Linked DNA regions of Homo sapiens: region 2 is linked to region 1. Evidence: read pairs that join two places in POLR2A ChIA-PET (ENCODE). Cell type or tissue: K562. All regions are shown on one strand. Each heading gives the region's core, and the rest is flanking DNA. Links, peaks and the distances in the headings are about the cores only. Region 1 holds the start of GMCL2 (germ cell-less 2, spermatogenesis associated). Region 2 has its middle 55 kb from the start of ZNF354A.

Region 1 (10,428 bases), core at 4,899-7,398:
CTCCAGTTCCTCCGGGTCTGGGCCTGGGTCAGCCCTTTACACACACGGGGTTCCCAACAAGTAGCTTCCAGATGGCCTGGTGAGGCTGCAGGGCAAATTTCCAGGACCATGCCCCACTTCTCCACTCCATCCCCCAAGGACAAAAGCCTCCTCAATTCCGACATCCTAATCCTGCTGCCCCTGTCTCCACAGATCCTCCCCACAGAGAATCCCTGCCTATCCTGCCCAGGCCCTCTGCTTGCTTCTGCCTTCCCAGACCGGCTGCAGTGATCATTTCACCCAGCCATGGTCACTTTCACCATATTGGCCAGGCTGGTCTTGAACTCCTGACCTCGTGATCTGCCCACCTCGGCCTCCCAAAGTGCTGGGATTACAGGTGTGAGCAGCCACCGTACCTGGCTTGACTTCAAGTCTTTATTCTATTTTATTTTATCTTATTATTTTTTTCTGGAGACGGAATTTCGCTCTTGTCGCCCAGGCTGGAATGTAATGATGCGATCTTGGCTCACTGCAACTTCTGCCTCCTGGGTTCAAGCAGTTCTCCATTTCAGCCTCCCGAAAAGCTGGGATTACAGGCGTGCACCACCACACCTGGCTAAATTTTATATTATTAGTAGAGATGGGGTTTCACCATGTTGGCCAGGCCAGTCTCAAACTCCTGACCTCATGTGATCCACCCACCTTGGCCTCCCAAAGTGCTGGGATTATAGGCATGAGCCACCGAGCCTGGCCTATTTTATTTTATTATTTTATTTTATTTTTGTGCCTGGTCGCAAATTTACATTGGACTGGTTAGGCTCAAGCGTCTGGTACACACATTTTCCTTTGTCAGGTCTTGCAAATAAAACTTTGCTCCTAGGGAAGTGGTCCTTCTAAAACGGACCTTGGTTTTGGCTGCCAGATGAGAATTGCTTCCAGCAATGAAGAATGCTGTCCAAGGAGTTCAAGACCACCCGGAGAAACACAGTGAAACCTTGTCTCTAAAAGAAATTGTTTTAGGCCGGAGGCAGTGGCTCACGCCTGTAGTCCCAGCACTTTGGGAGGCCAAGGTAAGAGGATCACCTGAAGTCAGGAGTTTGAGACCAGCCTGGCCAACATGGGGAAACCCCGCCTCTACTAAAAATACAAAAATTACCCAGGTGTGGTGGCGGGCGCCTGTAATCCCAGCTACTCAGGAGGCTGAGGCAGGAGAATCACTTGAACCCGCGAGGCAGAGGTTGCAGTGAGCCGAGATCGCGCCACTGCACTCCAGCCTGGGCGACAGAGCAAGACTCCGTCTCAAAAAAAAAAAAAAAAAAAAATTGTGGGGGAGGGGTGCGGAGGTTGGAGGCGGCAGTGTCCGCTGCAACGGTTGGGGCTGCGCGTGAGAAGGTGGCGGTGTAGGCACCTGTGCTCGGGGAAGGCTGGCGGCGGCGGCCGGGCCATGGCCAGAGACCCCCTCCTCTGGGCTCCCTGAAGTCCTGGGGAGCCGTGACCCATGGGATCGTCGAGCAGCCGGGTGCTGGGCCAGCCGAGGCGAGCCCTTGCCCAGCAGGAACAGGGTGCCAGGGCCAGGGGCTCGGCCCGGAGGCCGGACACTGGAGACGATGCGGCGAGCTACGGCTTCTGTTACTGCCCGGGCAGTCACAAGCGCAAGCGGAGCAGCGGGGCCTGCCGCTACTGTGACCCGGACTCGCACAGGGAGGAGCATGAGGAGGAGGGGGACAAGCAGCAGCCGCTCCTCAACACCCCTGCAAGGAAAAAATTAAGGAGTACATCCAAATATATTTATCAAACATTATTTTTGAATGGTGAAAACAGTGACATTAAGATTTGTGCTCTAGGAGAAGAATGGCGATTACACAAAATATATTTATGTCAATCTGGCTACTTTTCTAGTATGTTCAGTGGTTCTTGGAAAGAATCCAGCATGAATATTATTGAACTGGAGATTCCTGACCAGAACATTGATGTAGACGCACTGCAGGTTGCGTTTGGTTCACTGTATCGAGATGATGTCTTGATAAAACCCAGTCGAGTTGTTGCCATTTTGGCAGCAGCTTGTATGCTGCAGCTGGATGGTTTAATACAGCAGTGTGGTGAGACAATGAAGGAAACAATTAATGTGAAAACTGTATGCGGTTATTACACATCAGTAGAGATCTATGGATTAGATTCTGTAAAGAAAAAGTGCCTTGAATGGCTTCTAAACAATTTGATGACTCACCAGAATGTTAAACTTTTTAAAGAACTCGGTATAAATGTCATGAAACAGCTCATTGGTTCCTCTAACTTATTTGTGATGCAAGTGGAGATGGATGTATACACCACTCTAAAAAAGTGGATGTTCCTTCAACTTGTGCCTTCTTGGAATGGATCTTTAAAACAGCTTTTGACAGAAACAGATGTCTGGTTTTCTAAACAGAGAAAAGATTTTGAAGGTATGGCCTTTCTTGAAACTGAACCAGGAAAACCATTTGTGTCAGTATTCAGACATTTAAGGTTACAATATATTATCAGTGACCTAGCTTCTGCAAGAATTATTGAACAAGATGGTATAGTACCTTCAGAATGGCTGTCTTCTGTGTATAAACAGCAGTGGTTTGCTATGCTGCGGGCAGAACAAGACCGTGAGGTAGGGCCTCAAGAAATCAATAAAGAAGACCTAGAGGGAAATAGCATGAGGTGTGGTAGAAAGCTTGCCAAAGATGGTGAATACTACTGGTGTTGGACGGGTTTTAACTTCGGCTTTGACCTACTTGTAATTTACACCAATGGATACATCATTTTCAAACGCAATACACTGAATCAGCCACGCAGCGGGTCTGTCAGTTTACGGCCTCGAAGGAGCATAGCATTTAGATTACGCTTGGCTTCTTTTGATAGTAGTGGAAAACTAGTATGTAGTAGAACAACTGGCTATCAAATACTTATACTTAAAAAGGATCAGGAACAAGTGGTGATGAACTTGGACAGCAGGTTTCTGACCTTCCCTTTATATATCTGCTGTAACTTCTTGTATATATCACCAGAAAAAGGAATTGAAAATAATCGTCACCCAGAAAATCCAGAAAACTGAAGATCTCATCAGTTGGAAACAGTAGCACTTTGAAAACTTTCAGGCCAGCTTTAATTTAATGGCCCTACTGATATTCACATCTAAGTTGACTAACAATGACAAAGGCCTTATGAACTGTACGGACAATACAGAAGACTATTCTTATCCTCATTGCATTTCTATGCATATACAAAAAAAATCATTTTAAAGCCAAGAAAATATCTGTCAAACCATTTCTGTCAGTACGATGTCAACTCATGCTTTTAATTCAGCATCAGCAGAAAATGACTGTAGGTAAATCTCACATTTATCTGCAACAAAATATAGATTTAATTTTTAGCTTAAACTTTGTTTCTACCTTATGTTAGTGGACCTCAGTTATCCATCTGTAAATTTATTTTTATTTGGCTAAAATAATCTAAAAGAATAATTTGGATGGCCAATTAGAAATGCTCTTTTGAGCTGGGGCATTTAAAGCTTTCCTTTAATATTTTTACCTGCTCATTATGATTCCTCCTTTTAGTCTAATATCTTTCCAGTTCATACTTGTTTTTAATCATTAAATACTTTCTTCCTGGTTTGGAGACTAAGCTGAGAAACTTTTTTTAAACTTAAGCATTGTCATATGCTATTTTTTAAAATTTGGCTTTCCTAGGATTTTAAGAACAATGAAAGTTAGCTTCACACCTTCAAATGATCTTGAATGCGTGAAAAATCAGTTTGATTCCAGGGATATTTCTTGTCTTACATGGTCTTTTCTTTGACAGTCTGTACACCTTTATTATTAGTTTTTGAGTTATTTATGTACCAGATATTATACTTTTAAATATTTTAATATTCTCTGATCTTTACAATTATTTATGTTCAAATTTTAGTTGGGAGTTTTGTTTCCTACTTAAGCTCAGGACTTGATACCCTCTGAGATGAGTGGCTTTGAGTGACATGCTAACAGCAATTTCATAGTAAATGTAAATAAGGTCAGAGGATCTAACATAGAAGCTGATGACGCATTAATGTAAAAATGGAACTTATTTTTGTCAAAAATAAGATGTACACTTGTCATGATTTATATATGTTGACCTTTTGTGTTTACTGCTGTTTTGAATAGAGCCATGTTCATTTTCTTTCCAGTTAGAGTAAGTACTTCTGTGGTTAATGTATATTTTTATTCTGGCTTTTAAAATGGGAATAATTTGTATGTATCTGTGCAAATAATAAATGCGCATTTGGAAAAAGATTAAGTAAGCTCTTATATGAAATGGACCAAAAAACCCCCCTTAATTGAAACCAACATTTTTTTTCTTTCTAGTTAGATTTTTTTCCAACTCCTTTTAACTTTTGGAATTTACTAATAATTTTTTTTCTTTCTTAATGATATGTCCATAGGTTCATAAATTGCTTTTTCTTTTAAAATTCATCTACTTGGTTTAACTTAAAGGAACCTTTTAAATGCCTCACCCTTGACCCCCAGAGCTGGAATTTAAATGTTTCTAATACAGTGATTTGGCTGTTATCAAGAGGTTACATTTCAGCTGGGCGTCAGCCGGGCATGGTGGCTCACACATGTAAGCACAGCACTTTGGGAGGCCGAGGCAGGCGGATCATTTGAGGAGTTTAAGATCAGCTATGAGCAACATGGTAAAACCCCATCTCTACTAAAAATACAAAATAAAAATAAGCCGGGCCTGGTGGCACACACCTGTAATCTCAGCTACTTGGGAGGCTGAGGCAGGAGAATCACTTGAACCCGGGAGGCAGAGGTTGCAGTGAGCGGAGATCGCACCACTGCACTCCAACCTAGATGACAGAGTGAGATTCCGTCTCAAAAAAAAAAAAAAAAAAAAAAAAGAGGTTACGTTACTTATTTTTGTATTTGACTATATTAGGCCTCTTTCACGGGAAGCTGTTGTTTTCTTTCCATCTCATTACCGTATAAGAGGTTCCTGACCCTTTATGTATTGAAAAATATAGAAATACCAAACTTAAATTATTTGGATAATTAAATTTTTGCAAATCTTGGAAGGAAAGATAATGTTTGAGTATATTAATGAATAAAGTTAACTGTTTCATTACACTTACATAAGTTAACTGGCCAAATTGGAATGATATGTGGTTTCATCCACTGGTTCTGTCCTGGCCACGTTGCTTATGTCACCCATAGACAGGATAATTCTTTCTTCAATCACGAGTAGGTTAATGTTCTTATTTGAGAAGTTGATCATTGTCAGCTAGTAATTCACACTGGTAGTAAACATGTGCTTTTGTTTTCTTACCAAACACTTTTATGTGTTTGCATAGTATATTCTTTTCAGCAGAAATATTTTCAATAGGCCGGGCGCGCTGGCTCACACCTATAATCCCAGCACTTTGGGAGGCCAAGGCAGGCGGATCACAAAGTCAGGAGATCAAGACCATCCTGGCTAACACGGTGAAACCCCATCTCTACTAAAAATACAAAAAAAATTAGCCGGGCGTGGTGGCGGGTGCCTGTAGTCCCAGCTACTCGGGAGGCTGAGGCAGGAGAATGGCGTGAACCCGGGAGGTGGAGCTTGCAGTGAGCCGAGATCGCACCACTGCACTCCAGCCTGGGCAACAGAGCAAGACTCCATCTCAAAAAAAAAGATAATAAAAAAATAAAAAAAGAAATATTTTCAATAAAGTGTTAATAGTGTAAGCTAAGATATTGTATAAACTATGGTTTATGAAAAAAAAATTTTTGTAAAATTACCTGGGCATGGTGGCACATACCTGTAGTCCCAGCTACTCAGGAGGAGAATCACTTGAGCCCAGGAGTTTGAAGCTGTAGGGATCTGTGATTGCACCACTGCACTCCAGCCTGGGTGACAGAGGGAGGCCCTGTCTTTAAAAAACAATTGTTTTTATAAGAATGCTAGTCAAGAAATGAGTTTCCAACAGGCACTCTTGGCCCCAATTAATGTTTCTCCATTTTGCCAAAAAAGTGAAAACTGGCCTCTCATGGGTGGGACCAGTGCACCCTGACCAGGTGCAACTGGCTGGGGCTGGTGTCACAGGCAGTAAAGGAATTTACTGAGACAGTCATAGGTAAAGAATGGCAGATTTATTTGAGAAAGTTCAAAGATACATTGCAAGGTTACAATGGGCAGCACAGCAGAGAAGGGGCTCTCTGCAAAGAGGCAGGGCTGGAGGGAAGTTTTATAGGGTCATGCTGGAGGAAGCTACGTGCAGAAGGAAGTTGTACTTCTGGGGCTACATGAGGAGCAAGGTATTTGGAAACAGGATGTTGTGCCAGCAGGCTGTCTGTGATTAGCTGTCTCTTGGAACAGTTGTTCCCCCGCACCTGGGACCCCTTCCTCAGTGTGGCTTCCCTATCAGGACTCCACACTAGGGTGGAAGCAGCTTTGGATGCCACAGTCACTAGATTATCTTTCTACATTCTAGCCATTTCTTCTGTTTTTGTCCCCCACGTTTTTACTGAGACATAATTAACATACCACAAAATTCACTTAGGGTTCACGATTCCATTGTTTTAGCATATTTGAAGCTGGGCAGTCATCACCTCACAGGTTTAGAGTGCTTGCATCACATACAAAATAAATCCTTTACTCGTTATCAGTCATTCCCCATCTCTACACTCCCCCGAGCCCTAGGCAACCATTCGTCTATTTTGTCTCTATAGATTTGCCTATTCTGGAAATTTTATATTAAAAAATGGTTTTTGTTTTTGAGATGGAGTCTTGTGCTGTCATCCAGGCTGGAGTGCAGTGGCGCCATCTCAGCTCACTGCAACCTCTGCCTCCGGGGTTCAATCGATTCTCCTGCCTTAGCTTCCCAAGTAGCTGGGATTACAGGCACCTGCCACCATGTCTGGCTAATTTTTGTGTTTTTAGTAGAGACGGGGTTTCACCATGTTGGTCAGGCTGGTCTCAAACTCCTGACCTCAGGTGATCTGCTGCCTCGGCCTCCCAAAGGGCCGGGATTACAGGCACAAGCCACAGCACCCGGCCAAAAAATGTTTTTTGAGACAGGATCTCGCTCTGTTGCCCAGGCTGGAGTGTAGTGGCAGAATCACAACTCACTGCAGCCTTGACCTCCCAGGCTCAAGCAATCCTCCCTCCTCAGCCTCTCAAGTAGCTAGGACTACAGATGCATGCCATCATGCCCAGCTTTTTTTTTTTTTTTTTTTTTTTTTTTTTTGTAGAGATGGTGGTGTTGCTGAGGCTGGTCTTGAACTCCTGGGCGCAAGTGATCCTCCCACCTTCACTTCCCAAAGTGCTGGGATAACAGGCATGAGCTACCGCACTCAGCCTAAAAATTTTACATAAATGGAATCATATAATATGTGGCCTTTTGTGTCTAGCTTCTTTCACTTGCCGTAGTGTTTTCAAGGTCAGCTACACTGCAGCATGTATTAGGGTCTCTTTCCTCTTCATTACCAAGGAATTTTCTATATACGTATATTTTTTTGCTGGTTCCCCCTCAGAGGATGAACCTTTTTTTTTTTTTTTTTTTTGAGTTTAAGTGTAGACGTTCAAGCAAGCGCAGTGGCTCGCACCTATAACCTCAACACTTTGCACTTTGACAGACTGAGGTGGGTAGATCATCCAAGGTCAGGAGTTCGAGACCAGCCTGACCAACATGGTGAAACCCTGTCTCTACTAAAAATACAAAAAATTAGCCGGGCATGGTGGTGGGCACCTGTAATCCCAGCTACTTGGGAGGCTGAGGCTGGAGAATTGCTTGACCCCGGGAAGTGGAGGTTGCAGTGAGCCAAAATTGCTCCATTGCACTCCAGCCTGGGTGACAGAGTGAGACTCTGTCTCAAAAAACAAAAACAAAAACAAAAACAAAAACAAAGAAACAGCGTGGAGGTTTAATAGGCAAAAGAAAGAGAAAGAAGAATAGTTCTCTCCTGCAGAGAGACAGGGGCCGCTGAGTGGCTCTTCTGGTTAGTGGTGAAATGCACCGGGTTTCATACACGAGCTTGAGGAGGTGGTGTCTGATTTACATAGGGCCCAAAGATTGGCTGGACCAGGTGTGACGTTTAGTGTCCACCCATAATGTTTTATTATGCAAATGAGCTTCCTACCTGGAGAGCACCATGTTGTCTGCTCCTTACTGTACACGTGGTTGACGAAGAAAAGGGAAGATGGAGCCTTCATGTTGAACATGCCTGACCCCCAGGTAGCCTTTTCCTGTTGGCACAGCTGCTGGCATGCCCCCAGAGGATGAACCTTGAAATAGTGCTGGGTCCTGGGTCTTCTGCCTTCTCTGTCTACATTCTGCCCCTAGGTGAGCTCATCCAGTTTCCTGGCATGAAATCCCACCTTTATGAAAATGATTCAAATCTCTTTCTCTAATCTGGTCTTTTCCCCTGAGCTCCACAAATAGTCTTCCTCTCCACTTCCTGATACATTGTTCTTAAAACCTGAGGAATCTCCAGAGAGGTAAGAGTGTCTTTGATATGCTAATGAGATGACTGCTGGCTGGGGGACCCCTAGGTAGCTTCAGGAGGTGGGCAGGTCACTGGAAAGACCAAGGCACATTTAGAGGACTAGGATTTTCAGCTCCACGCCCCACCCCTACCCCGCCCCTGCCCCGCCCCCAACCTCCCAGGAAGGGAGAGGGGCTGAAGGTTAAGCTGATCACCAGTGGCCAGTGATTTAATCAATCATGCCTCCATTAAAACCCCAAAAAACGGGATTCAGGGGGCTCCCAGCTAGCCGAACACGTGGAGGTTCCTGCAGGGTGGCACACTCCTTTCTCCATACCTCGCTCTATGCATCTCTTCTGTCTGGCCTGTGTGATATCCTTTATAGTAAATGGGTAAATGTAAGTGTTTGCCTGAGTTCTGGGAGCTTCTCTAGCAAATTAATAAAACCTGAGGAGGGGTCATGGGAACCCCAATGTATAGCCAATTGGTCAGAAGTTCCAAAGGTCTGGACTTGCAACTGACATCTGAAGTGGGGGACAGTCTTGTGGGACTGAGCCCTCAATGTGTGGGATCTGACACTAACGTCAGGTAAATAGTGTTAGAGTTAAACTGAATTAGAGGACACACAGCAGGTGTCTGACAGAGAATTGCTTGCTTGCTGTGTAGAGGGAAAATACACACATCTGGGGTCACAGGTGTATTGACTGTTGAGTGAGAGACTAGGAATAACACTTTGGCTTTTCCTATATCTCAACAACAATCCAATAGCACTTAAATATAATTTAAAATGATATTCAAGTGGACTTATTCCAGAAAGGCAAGGATGGTTTAATATTAGAAACTCAATATAATTCATTACATAAATAGATAAAATGAGAAAAGATACCAGTCTTATCAATACCTACTAACAAGGCAGTTGATAAATTTCAACTTTTTTTTTTTTGAGACAGAGTCTCTCTCTGTTGCCCAGGCTGGAATGCAGTGGCACGATCTCGGCTCACTGCAAGCTCTGCTTCCCAGGTTCACGCCATTCTCCTGCCTCAGCCTCCTAAGTAGCTGGGACTACAGGCATCTGCCACCACACCTGGCTAATTTTTTTGTATTTTTAGTAGAGACAGGGTTTCACCATGTTAGCCAGAATGGTCTCGATCTCCTGACCTCTTGATCTGCCTGCCTCAGCCTCCCAAAGTGCTGGGATTACAGGCGTGAGCCACCGCTCCCGGCCTTTTTTTTTTTTTTTTTTTTTTTTTGAGACAAAGTCTCGCTCTGTCACCCAGGCTGGAGTGCAGTGGCACAATCTTGGCTCACTGCAACCTCCGCCTCCGGGGTTCAAGTGATTCTTGTGCCTCAGCCTCCCAAGTAGCTAGGATTACAGGCGTGCGCCACCACGCCTGGCTAATTTTTGTATTTTTAGTAGAGACAGGGTTTCACCATGTTGGCCAGGCTGGTCTCAAACTCCTGACTTCAGGTGATCCACCCACCTCGGCCTCCCAAAGTGCTGGGATTACAGGCGTGAGCCATCGTCTTTTTTCTTTTTCTTTCTGTGTTTTGTTTTGGAGACAGGGTCTCCATATGTTGCCCAGGCTGGATTCGAACTCCTGGGCACAAGGAATCCTCCCATCTTGCCTCCCTGAGTAGCCAGGACTACAAGCACACATTGCCATACTTCATTGAAAACAATTTTAGAGACAGGGTCTCACTCTGTCACCCAGGCTGGAGTGCAGTTGTAACTGAGTACCTCTATCTAAGGAAGGATTTAATTATTTTTTCTCTCTTCTTTTCTTGTTGCCCCCATTCCCCGTTTCCTACTTAGCCTTTTAGAAATACAAATATAGCCTTCTACCTCCCCGTCACCAGACTCCTCCCAGGGAAAGTGTATCTAACTATGGGCTCCAAGACAGAACAAACCAAGGGTTAACAGTTGATTTGCAAACTGAAGCATGCCGGCTAAGGAACTCTCACCCTATAGCAGGCTGCC
Region 2 (10,428 bases), core at 2,684-5,183, 600 kb before region 1:
CAAGAGGAGCACAGGGCAGGCACAGTCCTCACGATGCTGTCTCAGGGCCTCTGATTAAATCCCATGTCTGTTAGTAAATGTGGAGTGAGATGTCTATTGATTACTGGCATGTCAGCTCCCAGCCTTATTGACACTTTTGATAAAAGAGCATTTATTTTGTAGGCACAGACAAGATAATTTTTTTTTTTTTGAGACAGAGTCTTGCTCTGTCGCCCAGGCTGGAGTGCAGTGGTGTGATTTCGGCTCACTGCAAGCTCCGCCTCCCGGGTTCACGCCATTCTCCTGCTTCAGCCTCCCGAGTAGCTGGGACTACAGGCGCCCGCCACCACACCCAGCTAATTTCTTTTTGTATTTTTAGTAGAGACGGGGTTTCACTGTGTTAGCCAGGATGGCTACGATCTGCTGACCTCGTGAGCCGCCCGCCTCGGCCTCCCAAAGTGCTGGGATTACAGGCGTGAGCCACCGCGCCCGGCCCAGACAAGATAAGACGAATTTTATTCTTCATGGAGGTGTGTTGCTAGGCTCCAGTGCGGGGAATATTCTGGATAGAATTAGGGCCAGGACCCCGGGGACTTTGCCCAGGTTTGCTGGTAGTGGAGCAGGTGTGGATGTTGTCTGGAATGCCCGGTGTTGTCCGTCTCTGAATGGGGCCATCGTCTAAGATGGTTCTAGAGGTCAGGGGCCTTGCAGGCCAGCAGGCTTGTCCTTCTAAGGAAGTGCATGGGTTGGGCAGTGCTCTGCTGGGATCTACACCCCGTGTATGCTGGGCTACGTGCTCTGTGCCAAGCTCCCTACTGGGTCCTGGGGGCCACACAGCAGCGACCTGGGGCCAGCACTCTGTCCTCATGGGCTGGTAGTGGGAGGGGGAAGGTAAGGAAATGAGAGAGGCTGATCTTGGGCTCTGAGGAGTGCTGTCAGGAACTAGCTTTGCAGGACTGGGGACATGTGCTTCAGGCAGAGGGAACCACCAGAACCCAGGATCGGAGCTGGGCCTGAGATGCATGTGTTGTGGAAGCTGGAAGGGGCCTCCTGGGGCCTGAGTGCAAAGGGCTGATGTGAGACTGGGGGCAGGAAAGAGGGGTCAGAGAGGGAGGGACTTTTGGGACTGCTTGGAGGGTGAGTTTTTCCCTGAGTGGAATGGAACAGCAGTGGACGCTTTGCATCAGGAGAGCACTGTGATCTGGTTCATGTTATTAAAAGGGCAGTGTAGACTGGGTGTGGTGGCGCACGCCTGTAATCCCAGTTACTTGAGAGGCTGAGGCAGGAGGATCACTTAAACCCTGGAGGCGGAGGTTGCTGTGAGCCAAGATCACGCCACTGCACTCCAGCCTGAGTGACACAGAGACTCTGTCTCAAAAAAAAAACAAAAAACGGTGGTGTAGCACCTGAGTGGAGAAGAGAGTGTTGCAGGGGCAGAAGCTGGGAGACTCAGGTTGGTGGAGCCCACAGGTGCGCTGGTGACCCTGGAGGGGCGGCCTCTAGGCTGATCCACACCCGGCTCTGCCCAGGGCTCCAGGCAGTTGCAGGCACCGGGTCCCAATGGTTTAGGGCCCTGACGCTGTCTCATGCTTCGGTGCAGCGACCCCTACAGTACTCGCTAGAAATAAGACGTGGCATGAGTGCCCGCAGGTGAGCTCCCATGCTTCCGTGAGCTGAATGGTGTTGCATTTCCTAACTGTCTTAGGTGCACCCTGGAGGTAGATGGGGGACTTTGCCGTTTCTTCAGACAAGCAGGGCTGTGACTCCCAGGTTGGAGAGCACCACCTCCGAGTGCTGGTGGAGCCTCACCCAGATCGGGGTGTGCAGAGTCTTGCCTGCACTAGACGTGCTTTAGAACCACAGAGAGCCTTCGAGTTTTCTGGGAGTGGGCAGTGGGCGGATAAGCTACATAAAACCCGTGTGGTGTTTGGGCGTGGCTGTTGGAGAGCTTTGTACCTGTAGCTGGAGGTGGTCACTGTTGTCCAGGGCCGGGTGATCACCATCAGAGTCATGAGGTCTCCATCTTCTGTTATTGATACTTGCAAAGGGAGTGACACCTTCATCCTTGGCTGTGATGTTGAAGTAGTTAATCAAACTCTGGGTTTGTGAAAGAAGCATGAGGGATGGTGGGAGGAGCTAGTCTCCCTCTCCCAAAACTCTAGCCATCTCTAGGGTACAGTGGTGGCTTTGTCAGTGGCAGGGTGGGTCTCGGAAAGTAAAGGAATGAAGGTGTGGGAGATGGAAGGACTAAGGTAATCTGCCTCCTTGCATGGAGGGAGACCCACCCTGCCATTGCCTTAGCCACGCCCAGCCAGTTTTGAATTCCAGGACATTCTGTGCCACGCTGCCTCACACCTTCAGACAGCGAGTTCCATGGCAGTCTTCCCTCCCTGGGACGAGTCTCTCCACCGAATGTGCGGGGACTGAGGTTCTACTGCCCATAGTGACACGGAACGGTCTTAATCTCTGGGCCCCAAAGAGAAAAATGTTCTTTAGTTGGGAAGATCAGGTTTACATGTGAAGGGCTGCCTGGCTGGAAGAGAAGCTGAGGAAGGAAATAGCGTATTAGACGGTGCTGCCCTTGAAAACGCAGTGATGTATATTCAGCAGCGTGTGTCGTTCGCTGAGCACAAACGTTCATAGAACTGTGGATTCTAAACGTTCAAGAAGAGCTGCACTTTTCTAAATTTCATAGAAATGTGAACTTGTTTAAGAAAAAGGGATGGGTAGAGGGTTTCACCTATGGCACACGTTTTAACAAAGAATTCTCCCAGCACTTTGGGAGCCAAAGCAGGAGGATCACTTGCGCCCAGGAGTTGGAGACTGCAGTGAGCTGTGATTGCACCACTGCACTCCAGCCTGCGGCACCAGAGGGAGACGCTGTCTCAAAAACAAAACAAAACAAACAAACTAATAATAATTCTGTAGCGCTGTCTTCATTGGTGAATGAATGTGTGAGGATAGAATTTGAGAGGTCTTAATTTTATGGCCTCCTTTGGTCCCCCAAGATAAAACACACTGCAGCTGCGAAAATGATGGGTTCTTGTGAACAACTGTTTTATGTGAAGCCTCATGGTAGAGGGAGCTGGCCCTGCATACTGGTATCAGCGTAAAGAACAGTCAGGCGTGCCTGTGAGCAAGGCAGGGCCGTGACTCAGACTTCAGTAAACACGAAGTGTGAGTTCAACCCAGAAAAATGCTGTCTCAGGTTTTGCAGACTTGTCAGAAATAAATCACCAACTTTAGGAAGCTTTGGTGCAAGAGCCTTGAAGAATTTTCTTCAAGGTGTTTTCTTTCCTGCCTGCATCCTAGCATCCTGGTAACCAGGGCGAAGTGGCTGTCGGTGCTGGAAGAGAAGGCCGTGAAGCCGGGTGAGTGTGCCTCTTTAATACTCATTCCCTGTACTGCCAATCAAGGCAGTTAAATCCATCCTGTTTCCTGCTTGTGAGTGAGGCTTCAGGAGCTGGGTTTACTTTTAATCTTTTGGTGATTCTTCACCCCAGTGGAAACCCACAGTCTCCAGATGCCCCAGACACATCCAGCCATTAGAAGTGCAAGGATGAAAGTATTTGTTTAGATGGAAGTATACTGATGGACATTGAAACGTGGTGATGATGAGTGAAATAATCAAATTGCAGAAGATCGTGCTCCAGACACGATCCTGTCCACCGCCTCCCTGCTGAAGGCCTAGAGCAACGAGTGTGTCTACAGGTGTGTCAAGAGCAGTGTCCTCCTGGCCTTCATCTCACGTATGGCTCTGCAGGGGACAGACCTCCCAGCCATCCCCGCCTCTGGAAGGCAGACCGGCCCCATAAGTATGCACACCCCCTGCCCAGTGCTTGGTTTCATCCCAAGGACACGGTCTACGGGGCAGCCAATATGCACAGTCCCTTCTCGTTATCTGAGGCAGCAATGCTCCACAAAGTCACTGTGAACACCGAGTTAGCACATATGGAACCCTTGCCCCGGGGGAAATATATTTATACACACACCTCTCACATCGATTATAGTCTTAAAATCCAAAACAACACATCTTGCTTCTATTTTTTTATCTTGTGAAAGAGAAAATGCAGTTCAGAGGCGTTCAGTGACTTGCCCAAGGCCACTGTCAGGTGCCAGAGCTGGGATGCAAAGCCTGGGAACGAGGCACCCTGCCTCACCCTGCCCCGGTCTCCTGTGTGTGAGAGGGAGCTAGGGAGGCCACGTCTCCTTGTGTGACCTCAGTGGGAACCGACATGGGTGACTCAGGGTTTTGACTGCTCTGCAGTGTCTGAGAGTGACCGCAAAAGCTCCAGAGTATAGTTCTGGAGGTTACACATGCATTTTAGTGAGTAGGCAAATTCACAAAACTAAAATCTGCAAATGGAAGCCACTGTATGGAAGGACAAATATTGCAACATTGTTTATATGAGGAAAAATAGACACTACCTGTATGCCCAGCAGAAGGAAATTCATTGAATAATTTAGGGTACATTCTTAATTTATGCAACCATTAGAAGTGCAAGGATGAAAGTATTTGTTTAGATAGAAATATACTGATGGACGTTGAAACATGGTCATCATGAGTGAAATAATCAGATTGCAGCATTATAAGGTGCGGTCATGTTTGTAGGTTGAAAACGGGAATATATGGATGTTTACATGCATACTCATATATGTATATACATGGGTGTATTATATGTGGATTCCAACTGATTTTTTTTGTTTGTTTGATTTTTTGAGAGGGAGTCTCACTCCAGCCCAGGCTGGAGTGCAGTGGGTGCAATCTCAGCTCACCGCAACCTCTGCCTCCTGGGTTCAAGCAGTTCTCTTGCCTCAGCCTCCCAAGTAGCTGGGATTACGGGCATGTGCCACCACGCCCAACTAATTTTTCTGTATTGTTAGTAGAGATAGGGTTTCACATATTGGCCAGGCTGGTCTCAAACTCCTGACCTCAGGCGATCCACCCACCTTGGCCTCCCAAAGTGCTGGGATTACAGGCGTGAGCCACTGTGCCTGTCCCCAAGTGCATTTTTTTGTCATAACTTTTTTCTTAACATAAAGTTGTGCCTTGGAAAATGGTTCATGAATGTGGAAAAAAATTCAGAGTCCACAAAGGTGTCCTCATTGCTGCCGCCCCCCTTCCCCAAGGAAGCCGACGTCGTTCCCTTCAGAGATGTTCTGTGCATAGGTGAGTGTGTGTGCCTGAGTGTGTGTTTGTGAGTGTGTGTAAATGGGGTGAGAGCACCCCCATTTTCTGTAGTTTAGGGTACATACCTCACTTCTCCTTAATGGGACTTAGAGTTGATTCCATTGCTGCCCATAGAAATCTTTGGGTCACTGTTTGTTTTTTGTTTGTTTTTTAGACAGGGATTTGCTCTGTTGCCCCTGCTGAAGTGCACAGTGACACGATCATGGCTCACTGCAGCCTCAGCCTCCTGGGCTCAAGTGATCCTCCCACTTCAGCCTCCTGTGTAGCTAGGACCACAGGTGCATGCCACCACACTCAGCTATGTTTTTTTATTTTTTGTGAAAACGGGGTTTCACCATGTTGCCTAGGGTGTTCTTGAACTCCTGAGCGCAAGTGATTCTCCCGCCTCGGCCTCCCAAAGTGCTGGGATTACAGGCGTGAACCACCGTGCCTGGCCTAGCTCACTTTTATTTTCTTTTTACACATCTGTAGTTGTGATTTTTCTCCTTGTGATTTGAAAACATACTCTCAGAGCACCTCTTTAAGGGATATGTTTGCCCAAAGCCTGAGGCCAACCCTCCAGCTTTCCTCCCCACTGTTGGTTCCTCAGCCTGAGGTGGGGGGTCTGAGCCATTCTTACCAGCAGGAAGGAGGTCAGGAGCCCTGCTCAGACCTTAATGGTGGCAGAAATGAATGTGACTCACTCATTTTCATGGGACACGTCAGTCAGTGACATGAAATGGCAGAGAAGACATCACCTTTTATTCTTTGCCTGAAGGAAGAAATAAAATCATCTTAGAGTTGAAGCCAAAATCAACCCTTCTGGTTTTTGGAGCCATCGAGTCATTTCATGTGGATCTTGAACACCCCCACACTCCCAGTTCATACACGCGGAGCCTGATTAGGGAAAACATTTGCTTTATGAAATTTTTTTTTCACGTATGTGAGTTGAGTATAAAGAGTAGCCTGGGCCGGGCACAGTAGCTCACAACTGTAATCCCAGCACTTCGGGATGCCGAGCCGGAAGGATTGCTTGAGCCCAGGAGTTCAAGACTAGCTTGAGCAACAGTGGGACCCTGTTTCTACAAAAAATTTAAAAAAAAAAAATTAGCCGTGGCTAGGCGGTGTGGTCACGCCTTAATCCCAGCACTATGGGAGGCTGAAGCGGGCAGATCACTTGAGGTCAGGAGTTCGAGACCAGCTAGGTCAACATGGTGAAACCTCATTTCTACCAAAAAAACCCCAAAAATTAGCCAGGCATGGTGACATATGCCTGTAATCCCAGCTACTCGGGAGGCTGAGGCAGGAATCACTTGAACTGGGGAGGTGGAGGTTGCAGTGAGCCGAGATTGTGCCACTGCACTCCAGCCTGGGAGACAGAGTGAGACTCTGTCTCAAAAAAAAAAAATTAGCTGGGCATGGTGTGTGCCTGTAGTCTCAACTGCTTGGGAGGCTGAGGTGGGAGGATCACTTGAGCCCAAGAGGTCAAGGCTGCAGTGAGCTAAGATCACACCACTGAGCTCCTGCTTGAGCAACAGAGTGAGACCCTGTTTCAAAGAAAAAGTTCAGACACCAGGCACGGGGCTAGGGAGGGGGCTCCTTGCCACCCCCCTCACACTCTTGGCTTTCTTCCCTGTGGGAGTGGAGTGACCCCGTCCTCAGCGTGTTCTGCCCTTGCTCTGCTCGTGTGTGTGTGAATGCATGCATGTGTGGTGTGTGCATGTGTGTGTGTTGTGTGTGCATGTATGTGTGGTGTGTGTGTGCGTGTGTGCTGTATGTTCCTCAGCGTGTCCTGCCCTTGCTGTGCTCGTGTGTGGCTGTATGTGTGGTGTATGCATGTGTGTGTACACCTGTGTGTGTGTGTGGTGTGTGGTGTATGTATGGTGTGTTTATGCATGTGTGTGTGTGCATGTGTGTGTATAGTGTGAGGGTCTTTGCCCTCCTGCAGATTCACCCTGCTGCTGTTTCCCTTCCCACACAGGCTTTTGGGTCAGGGGATGGCTGTTGGCTGTTGTCAGCAGCGGGCCTAAGTTGGAGGGTTCACGCTGCTCCCCTGCATGATGGCCCATGGAGGCTGACTCCATTTCCAGCTCATTCCAGAAACAGGAGTGTTTTTCCATGTAGCATAGTCTCTTGTGTGAGACATCACACTCCACGGTCTTTGCAGCTGGGAACGTTTCTGGTTTTTTTGCTTTTGAGACAGAATCTCTCCCTGTCACCCAAGCTGGAGTGCAGTGGCACAATCTCAGCTCACTGCAACCTTTGCCTCCTGGGTTCAACTGATTCTCATGCCTCAGCCTCCTGCGTAGCTGGGATTACAGGCACACACCACCATGCCTGGCTAATTTTTTGTATTTTTACTAGAGATGGGGTTTCACCATGTTGCCCAAGCTGGTCTTGAACTCCTGAGGTCAGGTAATCCACCCATCTCGGCCTCCCAAAGTGCTAGGATTACAGGCATGAGCAACCGTGCCCGGCCACGTTTCTGTTTTTCCAACCGTTAAGTCCACGTAAACCATGGCGTGCAAGCCTTCCCACGTGATGAGTCCGCATAGGCAGCGTCTGCTGGGTGGTTACCACAGGCAAAGCTTCCATTTTCTGCGATCCTGAATCTTGAATTTCAGTGTGACCACAAGAAGTCATTTACTTAGTGCATCCTCCAACAGCAAGGCTCGGCCAAAACGTCAATCACCAGATGAGGGGGGTTCATTCTAATTTCCATATCACCTCTCCCACTGCTGCCTGAAAAGAAGCCCCACCTGTCTGGGATGTTGCAGTGTTTGTCTGGGAGAGTAGATGTTTGTCGTCTTTGCACTTTCTCTTTTGTTGCTTACTGACTTAAAAGCAATTTGTCTTGGGCTTCTGAATTTCGACTCTCCTTTTGTCATTGCTTGCGGGAGGCACCGACATCACCTCCTGCTTCATGGGCCAGAATATTTCTCTTCCTGTGTATAAAGGGGAGATTCAGGCCTGGAACCTGGGCATGGCCGTGGATGCGTGGAATGAGGAAGGTGATGGCTCCGCCAACTGTTTCTTCCTGTGATTAGGCGTGAGTTGGGAGCTTGGGAGCGCTCGGATGTGTAACTTTGCTTGGTGATAGTTCTCCAAAACAGCCCTTGGAGGGAGGCCCCTGTCACTTGCAGCGTGATGTCCTTCCCCCCCAGCTTGGTTTAACACCCACCGGCTCCTGGTCCCCAGCTCCTGAGAGGTCAGGGTCGAGCTGGAGGACAGAGAGCTGTGTGCTCAGGAACGTCGGGCAAGTGGGTGATCGTTGCCCTGAATCTGAACCCTGGTGCTGGATACACAGGCAGCGGCCGGCTCTGAGCATCTGAGAGCCCGGTCATGGAAGGGATAGTCTCCTGCTGTGCTGTGCCTGGCAGCTAGAAACCCAGCTGTGCTAGGAAGGGTGAGCAGGGCTCAGTGCACCTGTTCTGCAGAGCAATGCGGGAGCAGTCAGTGAAGCTGAAGATGCATATGTGCCCTGTGATCTAGGAATTCCGCTTACGGAAGACAGACTTGTGATCCATGCAAGAATGTTTGTAGCCCCATGATTTGTAATGAAAACAAAATTGGGAACAATAGAAATGTCCATCCTTGGGCAGAAGTTCTGTGATCACACATGGCAAATGACCAAGCGGTAAATAGGAATGAACCAGAGCGACAGGTAGTAGCCCGAACGAGCCACCCAGATGTCATGTTGAGTGAGCACAGGAAGACGCGGGACACATAGAAGGACAGCGTGTGTGTGTTCAAAGGTATGCAAAGTGATGACACATAGTATTCAGGGATGCGTATGGATGGAGCAAAAATGTTAACACACATGGGAATAACAAATCACTATGTCCGAGACAGCGATTTTGGGGAGCACACAGGGAGGGGACTTCATGGGAGGAACACATTATTAGGCTCCCGTGAGAGGTGTGTGGGCGTGGACCATCTCTGTACCTTTGTGTATGTCTGGAATATTGCGTAATAAGTAATAGCTTAAGAGAGAAGAGAGAGCCAGTGTGTGGCTGTGGTGTGTGTTGGGCTTATTTTTAATTCTCCCATACCAGGAAAGGCGGTCTGGGGGAGACAGCAGCAAGCTGGTGTGTACTAAGCCGATCCCTTGCCAGCCCACACACTTCTGGAACAATGAGAACGGCAACAAGTACAGGAAGGCGTATTTCTCCAAATTCCCAGGTCGGCTGGAGAGATGCAGACAGAGCTGCCGAGCCTCTGCGTTGTCTGGGCCTTCCGTGCCTAGTCGTGTGTCCTCGTCCTTCCCCTCCCATCCTGCCCCTCCCCTCTTCCTTCCCCCACCAGGGCTTGGAGAAGCTGCATATAGCTCATTCCTCCAGTGGGGCGATAATCAATTTTTGATGAATATCTTGTCTTCAGCTTGAAGCTATCATGTGTAACTATAATCTGGGTTTAGCTGAATCTCAGCCACCTCTGCCCAGGGCCCCGGCCCCTGCTGCTGGGCGCTGGCATGTGCCTCTGGTTTGCACGTGGGAGGTGGAGGGTGCAGGGCCCACTCGCTGAAACAGGGTGATGCCAGGGTGATGCCTGCCTGTTCACGAGGAGCGGCATGTGGAAGTGGTGTCTGGCTCGGGTCTCTTCCTCTGTGTGTCTCACCATCATCCAGTCCTCGTGGAGATGCTAAGGAAGAGTGCTTTTGCGGTGGAAGGATTTACAACCCGACACATCCCTCTCACATAGACTGACACCCCTGAGTGTGGTTTGAGTGGTGCCTTGCCCCAAAGCAGGAAAGTCTTTTATTTAAAGCTCTGATTCCTGCCTCCCTCTAATCTTATTTCATAAGCAGTCTCAAGTTATTGCTGCCATATAATTCATCGTTTAGCAAACCTTCTGTTTCAGAGTTATTTATACTAAGTACTTGCTTGCTGCAGTCTCTCAAAAGGTAATGTGAGTGAGCAAAGAAGGACGCGGGGCACATAGCATAGACGTATGGAGAATCAGAAAGCAGCAAGTGGTAGGATTTGCCAGGGATCTTTCCTGCCCTGCATATTTGCATGTCACCGTAAAAGCCATCATGCTTGAAATAGCGCCTTCCTGCAGCAGCGTGGGGCATCCCCCCAGGGGTGGCTCAGCCTCCACTGCATCCCTGCTGCACCTAAGCCCCACCTCGGCTCCTGCTGTGAGCAGCTGTGCAGACAGACGAATGCAGAAAAGCAAGAGTGGATGTGGAGAAACACTCTTCAGATGACCCTGAGGAGGAGGGCAGGGGCTACTGCCTTGGGAGGAGAGGCCAAAAGGATTAGAGTCTCAGCTTGAGG

Evidence for each region. ChIA-PET counts read pairs that join two places held together with the same protein. Peaks named below come from ENCODE experiments on the same cell type or tissue, not always from the same donor. Only the 100,000 strongest peaks of a DNase experiment are listed, where the experiment ranks them.
Region 2: POLR2A ChIA-PET joins it to region 1 with 5 read pairs; 1 of 35 experiments calls an interaction of 5 or more read pairs at or near these places.

What each region holds. Positions count from the first base shown.
Region 1 is chr5:178,178,349-178,188,776 of GRCh38, reverse strand. GMCL2 (germ cell-less 2, spermatogenesis associated) reads left to right here and starts at 1,406. Exons shown (of 1, transcript NM_001358008.2): 1 at 1,406-4,272. The coding sequence starts at 1,478. The coding sequence ends at 3,058. RefSeq lists enhancers at 7,639-8,179, 8,180-8,722. In K562, for the core only: no CTCF peak of the experiment used is centred there; a DNase peak (open chromatin) is centred at 6,376.
Region 2 is chr5:178,779,990-178,790,417 of GRCh38, reverse strand. It overlaps the pseudogene AACSP1. Among named protein-coding and RNA genes, the nearest start is that of ZNF354A, 55 kb to the right of the region's middle. In K562, for the core only: no CTCF peak of the experiment used is centred there; DNase peaks (open chromatin) are centred at 3,117 and 4,207.